Linked DNA regions of Homo sapiens: all the other regions are linked to region 3. Evidence: chromatin contacts called from ENCODE Hi-C or POLR2A ChIA-PET data. All regions are on one chromosome and are shown on one strand. The core of a region is the stretch at or near the end of the contact, and the rest is flanking DNA. Distances in the headings are between cores, read along the strand shown. Region 1 overlaps AUTS2 (activator of transcription and developmental regulator AUTS2). Region 2 overlaps AUTS2 (activator of transcription and developmental regulator AUTS2). Region 3 overlaps AUTS2 (activator of transcription and developmental regulator AUTS2).

The links. Hi-C counts contacts between places; a loop is a spot of excess contacts on that map. ChIA-PET counts read pairs that join two places held with the same protein, here RNA polymerase II (POLR2A). Pooled maps may share reads with other maps.
Region 1: a map with no recorded cell type shows a loop between it and region 3 (2.6-fold over the local background). The contact joins two enhancer-like sites. A Hi-C loop is called at or near these places in 2 of 37 single-sample maps with no recorded cell type and 2 of 50 pooled maps. POLR2A ChIA-PET finds 5 or more read pairs at or near these places in 1 of 52 experiments (activated T-cell).
Region 2: a pooled map shows a loop between it and region 3 (6-fold over the local background). The contact joins two enhancer-like sites. A Hi-C loop is called at or near these places in 1 of 168 maps with a recorded cell type or tissue (CD4-positive, alpha-beta memory T cell) and 9 of 50 pooled maps. POLR2A ChIA-PET finds 5 or more read pairs at or near these places in 1 of 52 experiments (activated CD4-positive, alpha-beta T cell).

The regions. Positions count from the first base shown.
Region 1 is chr7:70,597,583-70,601,911 of GRCh38, forward strand. The region is part of intron 5 of AUTS2 (activator of transcription and developmental regulator AUTS2); the gene reads left to right. Among named protein-coding and RNA genes, the nearest start is that of GALNT17, 530 kb to the right of the region's middle. Within about 2 kb of position 2,434, at least 4 of the 41 ENCODE cell types and tissues checked have a DNase peak (open chromatin) inside an H3K27ac peak, as active enhancers do.
Region 2 is chr7:70,646,296-70,650,560 of GRCh38, forward strand. All of the region lies in intron 5 of AUTS2 (activator of transcription and developmental regulator AUTS2), which reads left to right. Among named protein-coding and RNA genes, the nearest start is that of GALNT17, 480 kb to the right of the region's middle. RefSeq lists enhancers at 438-937, 2,161-2,210. Within about 2 kb of position 1,981, at least 3 of the 41 ENCODE cell types and tissues checked have a DNase peak (open chromatin) inside an H3K27ac peak, as active enhancers do.
Region 3 is chr7:70,773,739-70,778,260 of GRCh38, forward strand. AUTS2 (activator of transcription and developmental regulator AUTS2) reads left to right here. Exons shown (of 19, transcript NM_015570.4): 12 at 290-361; 13 at 1,619-1,648; 14 at 3,365-3,436. Among named protein-coding and RNA genes, the nearest start is that of GALNT17, 360 kb to the right of the region's middle. Within about 2 kb of position 3,158, at least 5 of the 41 ENCODE cell types and tissues checked have a DNase peak (open chromatin) inside an H3K27ac peak, as active enhancers do.

The DNA of each region.
Region 1 (4,329 bases), core at 1,184-3,683, 180 kb before region 3:
TTCCTCTTTGGTGGTGTATTGTTTCCTTTACTATTATGTTCTCAAGAAATTGTTCCCCTTGTGGGAAGCAGTGAAATTGGAGAGAAATCCCTGCTCAGAGGATAATTACTTATATTTTTGGTGTAGGTTTCTGGGAATCCTTTTAACCCTACATTGGGATGCACATATTTATTTCCATAAGAAGCTCCAGCAGGTTTGGAAATCACTAGGTTTTGAATACACTGGTAGATAATTAGCACTTCAAGTAACAATATTTATGCCACTCTGTACCTTGACTTCTTTTTCTTGCTTACACGAGGTCTAGATTTTCAACAGGATGATCAGGGACTACCTTCTCTAGAGAGCTTGCATATTGCAAGTGGGTTCAGGGAGCACCATTATAGTTGCATTTCACTCCAGAAGAGACAGTGAGTGGCATGGAAGGGGCATTGCATCTTGAATACTGCATGCGTTTTAAAGTTTGCAGAGCTTATTCATAAATCCGCTTGGTTAATGAGAAAAAAGCAGGTATCGAAAGACGTTTGCTGTATGTGTGCCTCCCAGTCTCAGCCCTTCCAGGTGCTTTGCAGGTCCCTAAGTACAGAGTGTCACTGTCCAGAATTTTAAGGGCTTACCTACCCTGGTTTTTCCCCTCTCCCCTAGTCCTGTTTTGTCATTGCTACCATGAAAATCTAGCAAAAGTGTAGAAAGTTGTGTCCTTCCAGAACCACGGTTTCTCAGTGCAGGTTTACTGTATTGAGCGCCCACTCCTTTTCTGTTTGTATTCTGCCCAAGGCACAGCAGACATTCACTCCTTTTATTTCCCATGAAATTGTACAACAGGCAGAAGCTTGAAGATACAACACGGATGGAAATTTGAGCCTTGTAACGTTCAAAAATGACACAATTGCCAAGTTTCCTAACTTTTCCTAAGAGTTGATTAAAGATCACAACTTCATATCGCTCCTTTTTCCCTATGCATTTGCCGTCCATCACACACCTGACTGTGAGCTGTTGTAATAGCTAGATGAGGTTTAAAAAAAGAGGGAGTAGGGGCTCAAGGATTGCTGTCCTCTCAGAAATGTTGCCCAAGGCTACCCTAAGGCTCAGCCTACCCCCAGATTCTCTTTCTGACAAGTGGGTGTTTGGTAGGATGGTGTGAAAGTTTCCTTCTATGATAACATCTTTAAGATTTGTTTCCAAATTCCCTTTTTTTTCTTTTTGTAACCTGCTGAGAATATGAGTCTGTAACCTATGTATTTATCTGAAGTCAGCCTGAACAGATAGAAAAACTGAGTTACAAGGTATGGGACTCCCAGTAAATTAGGAACAGATGTGGGTCAAAAACAGATTTCCAAACTCTTTATCAAATGATCCCACTTGGAAACAAGACATGAACAGGCCTAACTACTCTTAAAATGCAAGGTTTGTCTGAGGGCAAACATGCTGGAAAAGATGGTGGCCACCACCCTGCCTCTACTTTTCTTTTCCTTTCATCTTTCTTCCCACCGTCTTTGGTTCCCTGCATAGGCTGTGTAGTGGGTATCAGTCAGCACTTGTCTGCTGGTTGCACAATGCAGATTACTCACTTCTGCCCAAGTAACTCCCTGAAGCCGTACTGTAACAATAGAGCATATAAAAAAGAAACTCAGGTTGATCTTGGCCCCTGTCCAAGGGGATTAGCTAGGGAGCACCTGAAAGGCCTGTGTTGAACACACTCACCTGTAACCCAGTTCCATGGCCTGGATCTCAAGGACAGGGTAATCTCAGTACCTTTTAATGACCTAGTAAATGTGGTATCTTTCTGTCTTTACACTCGACCTGATGGCTCATAGAGTCTCCTCATTATGGAGCTGGAGGAGTACTTTGAGGTCATCTAGGCCCTCACTACTCAAAGTGTGGACCATGGGTCAGCAGCATTGGTATCACCAAGGAGCCTGTTAGAAATGCTGAACCTCAGGTCCATCCCTGGATTTATAGAATCAGAATCTGCGACAGGTTCCCCAGATTTCTCATATGCATTATGACAGGTGGGGTTGTCCCATGATCCAACTCTGAGATGGAGTTTAGCCAGTGGCGTATTTATTAAGGAGTGCCCTTTGGATCAATACCTATGGGAAGGAGGAGGAAGGAACAGGAATAGGTAGGTAGAGCAAGAAGTCAAGCAGCAATACAGGCCCAGTGACAGTCATCACTCACAACACGGGAAGCTACACAGCTAGGTCAGCCTTCTAAGTTGTCTGTGGTGGGCAGGGATGGCCAGGCCTTTCAACTCACTGCAGACAGCACTCCCAGCAGTCAGCAGCAAGTCTGTCATTAGACAGGGATCTGGGTAGCTCATCACAGTGTCCACCACATGCACTGAAGTTGGGAGAAGCTCTATTCTGGGTCACTGGTTCTCAAAATGTGGCTGCATACCAACAGGACCTTCAGCACCCCGGGGACTCATTAGAGATGCACATTCCTGAGCCCCACCCACAGCTACTGAATCAGAAACTAGGGTGGGGCTCAGCAACCTGTGTTTTCACACGTTCTCCAAGTGAGTGCTGCATGCCCAAGTTTCAGAACCACTGCTCCAAGGCAGCCTTTTTTCTGTTTGTTTTGTTTTCTAATTGTTATTGAAATGATTCACAGTCCATCTTAATAATAAAATTCACCACTTTAAAGTGTACAATTCAGTAATTTTGTGGGGTTTTTAGGTTTTTTGTTTTGTTTTGTTTTGTTTTGTTTTTGAGACGAAGTCTTGCTCTGTTGCCCAGGCTGGAGTGCGGTGGTGCCATCTTGGCTTACTGCAACCTCTTATCTCCTGGGTCAAGGGATTCTCTCGCCTCAGCCTCCCGAGTAGCTGGGACTACAGGCGCCCGCCACCACTCCTGGCTAATTTTTGTATTTTTAGTAGAGACGGGGTTTTGCCATGTTGGCCAGACTGGTCTCAAACTCCTGACCTGAAGTGATCTGCCCACCTCAGCCTCCCAAAGTGCTGGGATTACAGGCACGGGCCACCGCGCCCGGCCCAATTCAGTAATTTTTAGTATATTTATAACCTGTTTAGTATATTTGCAACCCTCGCCTTTACTTCCAGAACATTTTCATTATCCCCAAAAGAGATCCCACACCCATTAGCAATCACTCTCTGCACCCCCTCCCAAAGTCTGGCAGCCACTCATCTGCTTTCTGTCACTGTGAATTTGCCTGTTCTTGATACTTTATTTAACTTGAGTAATGCAGTATGTGGCTTTTGTCTTGTTTCTTAACGTTTTGAGAGTCAGCCAAGCTGTAACATGTATCAGTACTCCATTTCCTTCATGGGACAAATCATATTCCATTATTTAGACAGTACCACATTTTGTTTCTTTATTCATCCATTGATGGTCATGGGTTCTTTCTACTGTTTGGTTATTGTGAATAATGCTGCTGTGAACATTGGTGTACAAGTTTCTGTATGGACATATTTCTTCAATTCTCTTGGGTCAATACCTAGGAGTTGCTCAGTCATATGTTAACTCTATGTTTCACTTTTTGAGGAACTCCCAGACTGTTTTCCAAAGTGACTGTACCATTTGACATTCTTACAAGCAGTTTATGAGAGTTCCAGTTTCTCCGTATTATCTCCAACACTTGTTAATATCTGTCCTTTTTATTATAGCCATTCTAGTGAATGTGAAGTGGTATCTCAGTGTAGTTTTAGTTTGCATTTCCCTAATGACTAATGATGTTGAACATAGTTTTCATGTTTTCATTGGCTATTTGTACATCTGCTATGGAGAAATGTCTATTCAGATCCTTCTTAGGGCAGCTCTTTTTGTTCCTTAAGGAATCCCTCAGTATGTCAGCTTTGTGTCCAGTCCTGTGCAGGTGTTTTAGGATTTATGAAACAAAGCCTACAACCTGTGGCCATTACCCACTGGAAAGTTCTAATCAGATGTGAAACTGTCTAAAAAGGGGAAAGGAGGACAGGAGAGCCCACTGTCGAGGGTTAGCATGAAGAGATTCACATTCTATTACAATTCGTGCTTCAGAAAGACACGGTGTGACTTGCTAGGATAGAGTGGTGTGTGTCAGGGATGTGGCGGCTGCAGACTGCTGGAGAAGACTGGGAATGTTGAGAGGAAGAGGAACAAGTAGAGAAGCGGGGACAGGAAGTTGTGGGCAGACCTTCTAGTATTCTTTTATGGGTTACACACACCTGTAAGAGGGGATCTCAGGAGCCCAAGATTTCTTTCAAGATCATGACCTTCACCAGCCTCAGCAAGGTGAAGCAGTTCACCTTTTTCTTCATTTGGGCAAAAATGACCTGCCTCCACCATTTCTCAGAGTGTTTGTAAAGACTGATTATAATACTCTAAACAA
Region 2 (4,265 bases), core at 731-3,230, 130 kb before region 3:
CAGTGAGGTTAAGGCAGAGTCCATGGGGTTTCACCAGAGGGGCCATTTCCCTCTCTGCCTCCGTCATGTCAGGAAGAATTTTTATTATTTAGAGCAGCAGTGAGCTTGCCGTCACATCCACTAAGGTCAGCCGTCAAGCGTGCATCTCACTTAATAGGTCACCTGGACGGTCCCAAGTCAAATGTCAGAGGCCATTCAACTGCCAGGTTGCAACAAAAACACCCTGGCAGGCTTTTGATGGTGTTTAGATGGGGATGAGCCAGCCCGCTGGAGGGGAGCCCACCGCCTCTGGCCCCCCAAGGGGATTCTCTTTTTCTTTATGCCCAAGAACACTGCCCTGGAAGCATCCCCGGAATGACTGAATCATTGCCATTTGTGCGGCATCGAACAGACTGTGCCGCTGACAGCTGTAGGCAAGATTGACTCCGATGCAGTGCCAGGAGATCTAGGCCATGCAAGGCGGCTGCTCAAGGCCCGCTCTAGTGCGAGGGCCCTGGCTCAGGGCAGCAGGGCTGGCCCAGAAGCTGGGGCCAGGACCGGGCCAGCCAGCTCAGAGGCTGTTGAACAATCTGATCAGAGGAGGGCCTTGCCAGTTCCCTACCTTTGCCCATTTTGGATGCTGTTCTGCTCTGGCCTTGCTGCTCATCATTCCAGGCTGGCTGAGCAGTTTCAAACTCAGGGCTGATCCTGCCACCTCTGTGTCTGGGCTGAGCTGCAAGGTCTTTAGCCCAGCATTGCTCAGTCTTGGACATTCTCCCAGCAGAAGTCAGACAAGACCCAGGAGAGAAGTTTGTTTTGTTCAGCAGCTGATTGGATCCGCTCACTGTTGACTTGTGTTCCATGTTGGAGAATGCGTTCTGGTCCCCCTGAGCTGATATAAAGGAGCCCAAACTCAAATCTGTGCCCATTCCACGTTTCCCCTCTACTCCAGGATGGAGAGTTTTTCCTCTCATTCTTATCCACACAGCGAAAAACACTAGACACAGTGAGAAACGCTGGACGGCTCTGGGGGCCGTGGGAGCTGGGATGAGCACTGAACTTCTCTAGGCCTCAGCCCACTTCGCTCTGCAAGCCCTGAATGTGCCTGGACAAGATGACCGGTAAAGGCCATTCCAGCTCTCTGTGCTTTGTAGCCTGAGTCCCTGTGAGGAGTGGTTTGCTTTGAAACACAATATAATCCAGAAAAAACAGCTATCTTAACTTGGCCAGCTCTGCTTTTAAGCAAGAAATAAAGTGATGGTTTCTTGAAAATGATGCTGGCCTTTATAATGCCTTCTCCCTTAATCTCCCCACAAACTGAGACAAGGCATCCTGGGTCACACCCTGGCTCGTCTCCTGTGTGATGTGTTTTCTGGGACTTGCACTTTGGTAACCAGAGGAGACTGCCAACTGGGTATCATACCTGTCTCTCAACCCCTCTTCTGCCCACCACCCTCTCTCAGCCTCCCTATTCCCTGAAGCTAGCATGCCAGGGAGGCAGGTGGCATACGTGGTACAAGGACTGCATGCGCACATTTTGGAATGAAACAGTGGCCTTTCTTTGGAACTCAGACCATCCAGTGTGCTCTGGCTAAAGACAGGATTGTAGATCTAAGAAGTCCATTGTACTGATTAGTTTCATCTCAGTTTAAGCCACTGACCTACCAAGAGTATCCATTCAGGAAATGTCACCCCATGGCCTGATGTAGTGGTAGGAGACTGGAAATAGCTGAGTGATGACGGCATGTACACTCAGCATTGCTTAGCCTTGGGCAGGTACCGAACCTTTCTTTGCCTCGGTTTCTCATTTATAACATGGGAATAATGATAGTACTTACCTCTTCAGGGTTCTGGTGAGGGTTCCATGAACTAAAACACATGAAGAGTCTAGAATTGTTCCTGTGCTGTCCTAGGCCCAGGATGAATGTGAGCTGCTGTGGTTACAGCTAGTGTCATAGTACTCCGCCCCCCTCCACCACCAGACTACCACAGTTTCCTGCATTCTGTGATGCCGTCAGCTCACTGAGTCACCTTCACCAACACCTTTCACGCCTCTGGACTTCAGCTTTCTCATCTGCAGCACGAGGGAGAGGAATGGGCTGAGGCTTGCCATGGTGCTTTCAGGGACAGGCGTGGGAGCATCTGTGGTGAGTTTGCAGTTCTGTGTTGTATATGTCTGCACCAATGAGAGTTTCATGATCTTGAATTTATACATTCATATCATGAAGCACAACCTAGTAGCATGTTTAGATGTAGAAACACGATATAAAAACAAAACAGAATTTGTTTTGGTTTTTGGTTTTTTGTTTTGTTTCGTTTTGTTTTTTGAGACAGTCTCACTTTGTCACCCAGGCTGGAGTGCAGTGGCGTAATCTTGGCTCACTGCGACCTCCGCCTCCCCCTTTCAAGCAATTCTCCTGTCTCAGCCTCCCAAGTAGCTGGGATTGCAGGCATGCACTACCACGCTCAGCTAATTTTTTTTTAAATTTTTGGTAGAGACAGGGCTTCACCATGTTGGCCAAGCTGGTCTCGAACTCCTTACCTCAAATGATCTGCCTGCCTTGGCCTCCTAAAATGCTGAGATTACAGATATGAGCCACCGCGCCCAGCCCTGGAAGGAACCTTTGTTAAGAGTTCATAGTAACAGGGTGCTAAAATGAGTTTATTAAAATAATCCCAGTAGATGAAAGATTAGGAGATCTCTTTTGAGGAAATTAGAGAGTTTAGATCTGTTTTGAAATTAGGGAATGCCTTTTCCTATTGACCTAAGTCTCTGATTATATATGTCAACCTCAGCTTACGGAAAGAAGCTGACATGTCAAAATAAGAAGAATAGGCTGGATATGGTGGCTCATGCCTGTAATCCCAGCACTTTGGAGGCTGAGGCAGGTGGATTGCTTTAGCTCAGAAGTTTGAGACCTTTAGATTAGAAGTTTGAGACCTTTAGATTAGAAGTTTGAGACCAGCCTGGGCAACATCACGAAACCCCATGGAGCATGTCTGTGGTCTCAGCTACTTGGGTGTTTGAGGTGGAAGGATTACTGGACCGCAGGAGGTGGAGGTGGCAATGAGCCAAGATCATGCCCCTGCACTCTGGCCTGGCAGAGTGAGACCCTGTCTCAAAAAAAATAAAAAAGTAAGATGAATAAACAATGGTTAATAGAAACATAAGTGGTGGGACATGGGGGTCAGGATTTAATCTCAGAGTGTCCCAGTGGTGATTTATTTTATTTATTTATTTATTTATTTATTTATTTATTTATTTATTTTTTGAGACGGAGTCTCGCACTGTCACCCGGGCTGGAGTGCAGTAGTGCGATCTTGGCTTGCTGCAGCCTCTGCCTCCTGGGTTCAAACGATTTTCTTGCCTCAGCCTCCCAAGCAGCCAGGATTACAGGTGCCCACCACCATGCCCAGCTAATTTTTTGTATTTTTAGTAGAGATGGGCCTTCACCATGTTGGCCAGGCTGGTCTTGAATTCTGGACCTCGTGATTCACCCGCCTCGGTGTCCAAAGTGCTGGGATTATAGGCGTGAGCCACCGCACCCGGCCCCAGTGGTGATTTTGTAGGTCAGCAGAGATGATCTGTGTGCCACATTTCCTTGTAGCTTAACAATGGGCCTCAATCATGTGGTGCTTGGGTTCTTAGAATGTGGACAGCCAAGACATTCCAGCCACAAGTAACAGAACAAAATGGCTTCAACCATGGCAGGGGGGCGGGTGTGAGTAGTGTTTCTAAATGGGACTGGTTAAGTATTTTGGGGCACGGATTGGCTTCTCTGCCATTCTCTTAGCTTTCTCCTCATGATTTCAAGATGGCCGCCATAGTTATCAGACACTATTTCCTCAGGAAGCCACACTCACAGACAGGAAGGAAAGGTGTTCTTCCTCACGTACCTCTTTTTATCAGGAGGAAATTCTTTTCTAGAGACCCCATAGCAAACTTCCCCTCAGGTTTCACTGGCCAGAACTGGGTTACATACCGTCTCCTAAAACAGTCACCGTCCAAGAATAATGGGATTGCCAAGGGTGGCCTGAGCCTCCTGTAACAGGGGAAGACCACCTGCCCACAGCATGGCGCCATGCAGTACCTGAACAAAACCTGGGTTCAGTGAACTTGAGGGCTCTTGCCTGGGCAACCAACAGGGTCTGTCTGGGACCTTAAAGTCACTGATTCTGACTTAGCACTTAGGAATCAGGCATGTGGTTTAATCTCTCTGAATGTCAAAGAATGTGAGCTGGTCAAGAGCAGATCTAGAACTAGAATCTCTTTTCTCTTACTGTGA
Region 3 (4,522 bases), core at 1,908-4,407:
ACAGCATTTACGTTTGTTGCTTCTCTTTTTTGGTCCTGTGCTTTTTATTGCAGTGAAATGTTCTGGGGACCTCTCTCTGCTTTTACATGCCATTGCTGGAGAGAGCAAGCTGTGGTCAGGCCCCCTTGAGAAAGAGCATGTGTGGTCCCTGAGAAAAATGAATCTTGCGTTTCAGAAGGAAACAAACAAATGAAGTTTGGCTTCTCTCATTTAGCAGAAGGGAAGGATCTTGCTTTCATGTCACCTGTTTTGTGCTTCCTAAGTAAGCTGTGGTCTAATTAATTTGTAGACATCCAACCCTATCGATGTCGCTGCTCGGCCTGGGACAGTCCCACACACTTTACTCCAAAAGGACCCGAGGGTACGTGCAAAGTCAGGCTTGGTCTCAGGTAACACCAGGGTGTGTGTGTTTGCACGGGACGGCCAGCCCAGTGCTCGCATCTTCCTTAGCTCCTTTGAGCGAGCTGCTGTTTCAGCTGTTCTTCTAGTTTGTGGAAGAAAATGCCAATTACTCTTAGAAAACACAGTCTCTCCTGCTCACTGCGAGCATAGGACACAAAGAGACCGACTTGCCGATGGGAGAAAAGAGGAATGAGTTACGGTCTGAGCCCAGAAATTGGACAGTGTCAGCTTGTATAGTTTTTACTTAACCAATCTTCTCTGTCTGTATCTCCTTAAATTGTCTTACACAAATGAAGTAGCTACAGAATGTTTTGAATGGAAAAGCACTAAGGCGCTTTTCTTCCTGGAAGTCAGGCTACACACATCCCCCCGCTTGCCTGGGGTCAGGAAGTTATTGTACTGCACGGCTCTTTGGCCCTCTATTTTTAATGTGCTAGGGATCCTTTTGTACTCTAGAGCTAAATAAAATATCCATTATGCTTTGGTTATGTTGTTTATTCATAATTTATTACCACTGCCTGCTTCCAAAAAAGGAATCTGAAGTTATACGATAGATACAATCTTGCCTCATTGTTATTTGTAGTCATCTTTATACGAAATATGAAAAAATCTTTAACAATATTGTCTTTTTACCTACATAAGGGCAGTCAGAAATTGATAACCAGAGTTAGATAGAAGTTTAAAATGACTCAACTATGTAAGTATGTCATGATGTATAGTGAACTTCTGGAAAATGTCTAATAGCTATAAATAATGTAAAGTCATCAATGTAAGGGTATTGGTAAAGAGAGCCTAATTCTCCTGGATGGATGGAAAGGACACCTCTCCCCAGATACCAGTTAGTAGACAGCTTTAAAAGCCAGGGGTCTGAAGGCCATTCTCCCTCAGACCTACCCGGTGTGGTTTGGAGCTCAAAACAGTGAAACTCCTGGTGTGTGATGTGAGCAAATCATGTTGCCAGAGGGCACATTGCTATTGATTAAACTTGTACAGGGGCTTGTCAGCGTAGATGTACCAAGGCTTGTGAAGTGGGGGAGGGGACACTTGGCACTTTTGATAGTGTGAAAATGGGTTAATTATTCTCTAAAAGGGCTTCATTTAAAAGTAAAATTCTAACATTTTAATTTCCCCTCCTAATGAAGCACTACAAATTTGTTAATTAGAGCAATTGTTTGAGTGACAGGCATGTAACCAAGTTGTCATTTTCTCTTCACAGTTGACAGATCCTTTCAGACCTATGTTAAGGGTAAGAAAGCTTCTTATAGAACTGTTTTGCAACCTCTATTTGACTCCCTGTGGGTTAAAAATACAAGTCTATTACAAGGAAATAAGCCATAGAAATGTTGGAATAAGACATTGGAATGACGGTGATTGGGTTTTTCAGATAGTGTGATTGAAAATGGCCTAAACTGTTTTGCTTTGACCGTTGGAGGCCATTGGCTTTTTTTTTTTATCTCTACAACAGAGAAAAGTCAACGAGTCCGATCTCTTGTTAGCAGTTCTGGTAAAAGGTTTGACTAGTTGGAACTTAAGGGGAAAGACTGAAGCTATAGGCTGAAGTTAGTCTCTCTTGCACTTAGAAAATATGTAGCTGGGTCCATTTATTTTGGCTGGTGGCTCCCTCTTTCTGTAGTAAGTGACATTGACTTGCCATAGCCGTTTGACCTCCTTTTAAGGTGCAGGAAGGAGGTACTATAAGCATCTGGTTTGTTAACATCTTGCTTAAAGCAAATTGTTCTCGAGGTCTGGAGACTGGCCAGTGTGATGACCTCTAAATGAATCCTGGTGGTTGGGGGTAAGACAGACATGATGAATTGTTGGACAGAAGATGGATGGACAGCAGATTTCTTGCTATGCATAACTCATTTCTAGGGCACATAATCAGATAATTTGATTTCTCCAGGGGAAAAAGGAGAATTGTGTCATCACTTAGGTGAGGCAGTATATTATTTGTGATTTCAAACTACCCATAATTTCATTGCAAGAGAAGAGAACTGACCCAGACTTGCATTTAAGTATATATTTTCGGAACTAACTCCATACTGTAGAAACCAGAAGCTTCTGTTCTTCGCCGATGTAGAATGAGGCTGTGTTTTCTTCTCATCTGTCCAGTAGTCACTGAGCGCGCACGCCGAGCTTATGGGTAGATTACTTAGCAGAAATGAAGTGAAAAGGTGGTCCCTGCCCGCTGACTGGTAGAAGAGAATACACTCACAGCACTCCACTCCTTATAAAGCAAGACATGAAATAATTGGGGAGATGTGGATTCAAATTCAACCCCAGAGGGTGGAGGATGGACTTGAGATCTGCAGAGGCCTAGATAGAGAACAGGAAGGAAGGAATATTCTTCTCTTTGTTTCTTTCTTTAAACTTAGGAACAGCGCCCACCAACACGAATGGGTAGTTGACTCTTAGCATTTACGGTAACTGGGCTTCAATCAAAATGTGAATTTCTTTGTACCACTTTGGGGGTTAAAATAAAAACCACCACGGTCTTGGGGGAGGTTAGGACAGGTTCTGTACCCTCTCTTATTTTGATTTGACTCACAGACATTCACTAATGAGCTCTTCTGAACAGCTGATTTGCATTATAGCATGGCAACATTTGTTAAGTAGGGCTTCCCACTCTACCAGGTCTGCCAGCTGGCAGCAGAAAAGAAAGAGAAGAGGCACAGAGTGGGATTCAGGCTTTTGCCGTCTTGTCCTTGGTAACCGGGGAGGCCCTTGTCAATGTGGTTTTCTGAGTAGCAAACCCACGTGGGGAGAGAGGGGGAGCTGGCTGTGACTCCCTTATGACTGGGCGCTGGAGAGCTACTGATGGAAGGCACTTGGAGAGTACAAAGCACTCTTGTTTCACGAAAAAAGCCTCTGCAGCCAAAATCTGCTGAAAGCTTTGGGGAAATTGAAGGTGGTTTTCTCTGAAATGTCTTCCTCCTAACCACGTTGCTCTTTCTTGTTCCAGAAACCAGGGAAGTGGTGTGCTATGCATGTTCACATCGCCTGGCAGATTTACCACCACCAACAGAAAGTCAAGGTCAGTCCGACCTTCGTGGTGTAGGGAAGAATGGGATGCACATGTGAGTGTGTGACGTGCTCGGGAGAACCTGATGAAGGAGGCATTTAAAACACATTTTACAGACCCATAGTTAGGAAGGATCAAGCCTCTCTTGGAAAAGCTACTCAGAAGTCTTACTTATTTTTTCCTAGAGTCAGGGTCTCACTCTGTTGCCCAGGCTGGAGTACAAGGGGACAATCATAGCTCACCACAGCCTTGAATTCCTGGGCTCATGTGATCCTCCCACCTCAGTCTCCCAAGCAGCTGGGACTTTAGGCATATACCACCATACTTGGCTAATTTCTTGATTGTTGTTTTTGTAGAGATAGATAGGGGTCTCACTGTGTTGCCCAGGCTGGTCTCAGACTCCTGGCCCCAAGCAGTTCTCCCACCTGAGCCTCCCAAGTAGCTGGGATTACAGTGCAAGTCACAGCAGCCAGCTCAGAAATCTTACTGTTAATTAGGGAAACCACTAGTGAAATTACAAAACAAAAGCAAACTGATAATGCCCCAGGGTTTTGTTCCCTTTATAATTTTGTCATTTTATTGATCCAAAGGTCTTGAATATGGATTAAATGCTAAAATAAAGCTTTTGGAAATAAAATTATAGTGACCAAGAATTAGAATACAGAAAATACTCTGCATCTGGGAAGAGCTACAAATGAATGTTGGGTTTGGGTTTTTGTAAAAATAGTGACTGGTGCATTCTTTTCATTTTATGGCTGTGGGAAAATGGTAGAGTCATGTGTGCCCTATATGAAGATGATGCCGCTGAACTGTCATTGGTCCTCCTGATGGTCAGTGCCAGGGATTGGAATACAGTCAGTACTTGCAGGAGCCACGTTCTGGCTAGTTACCTCGCTGTCCAAAGACGATTTTTCCTTTTTGTCTATATTTTCATCATAGGGATGAACATATTCCATGTTCTGCTAGAGCCTTTATGACTCAGTAGGGGAGAGATCAAGAACTTCTGCAAGTCCCTGGATACAGCATCAGCGCTTGGCTTAGGGAACAAAGTAACTGACAAGTCTGTATTTTACAGTCTGGGTATTTATAGGCTATGTT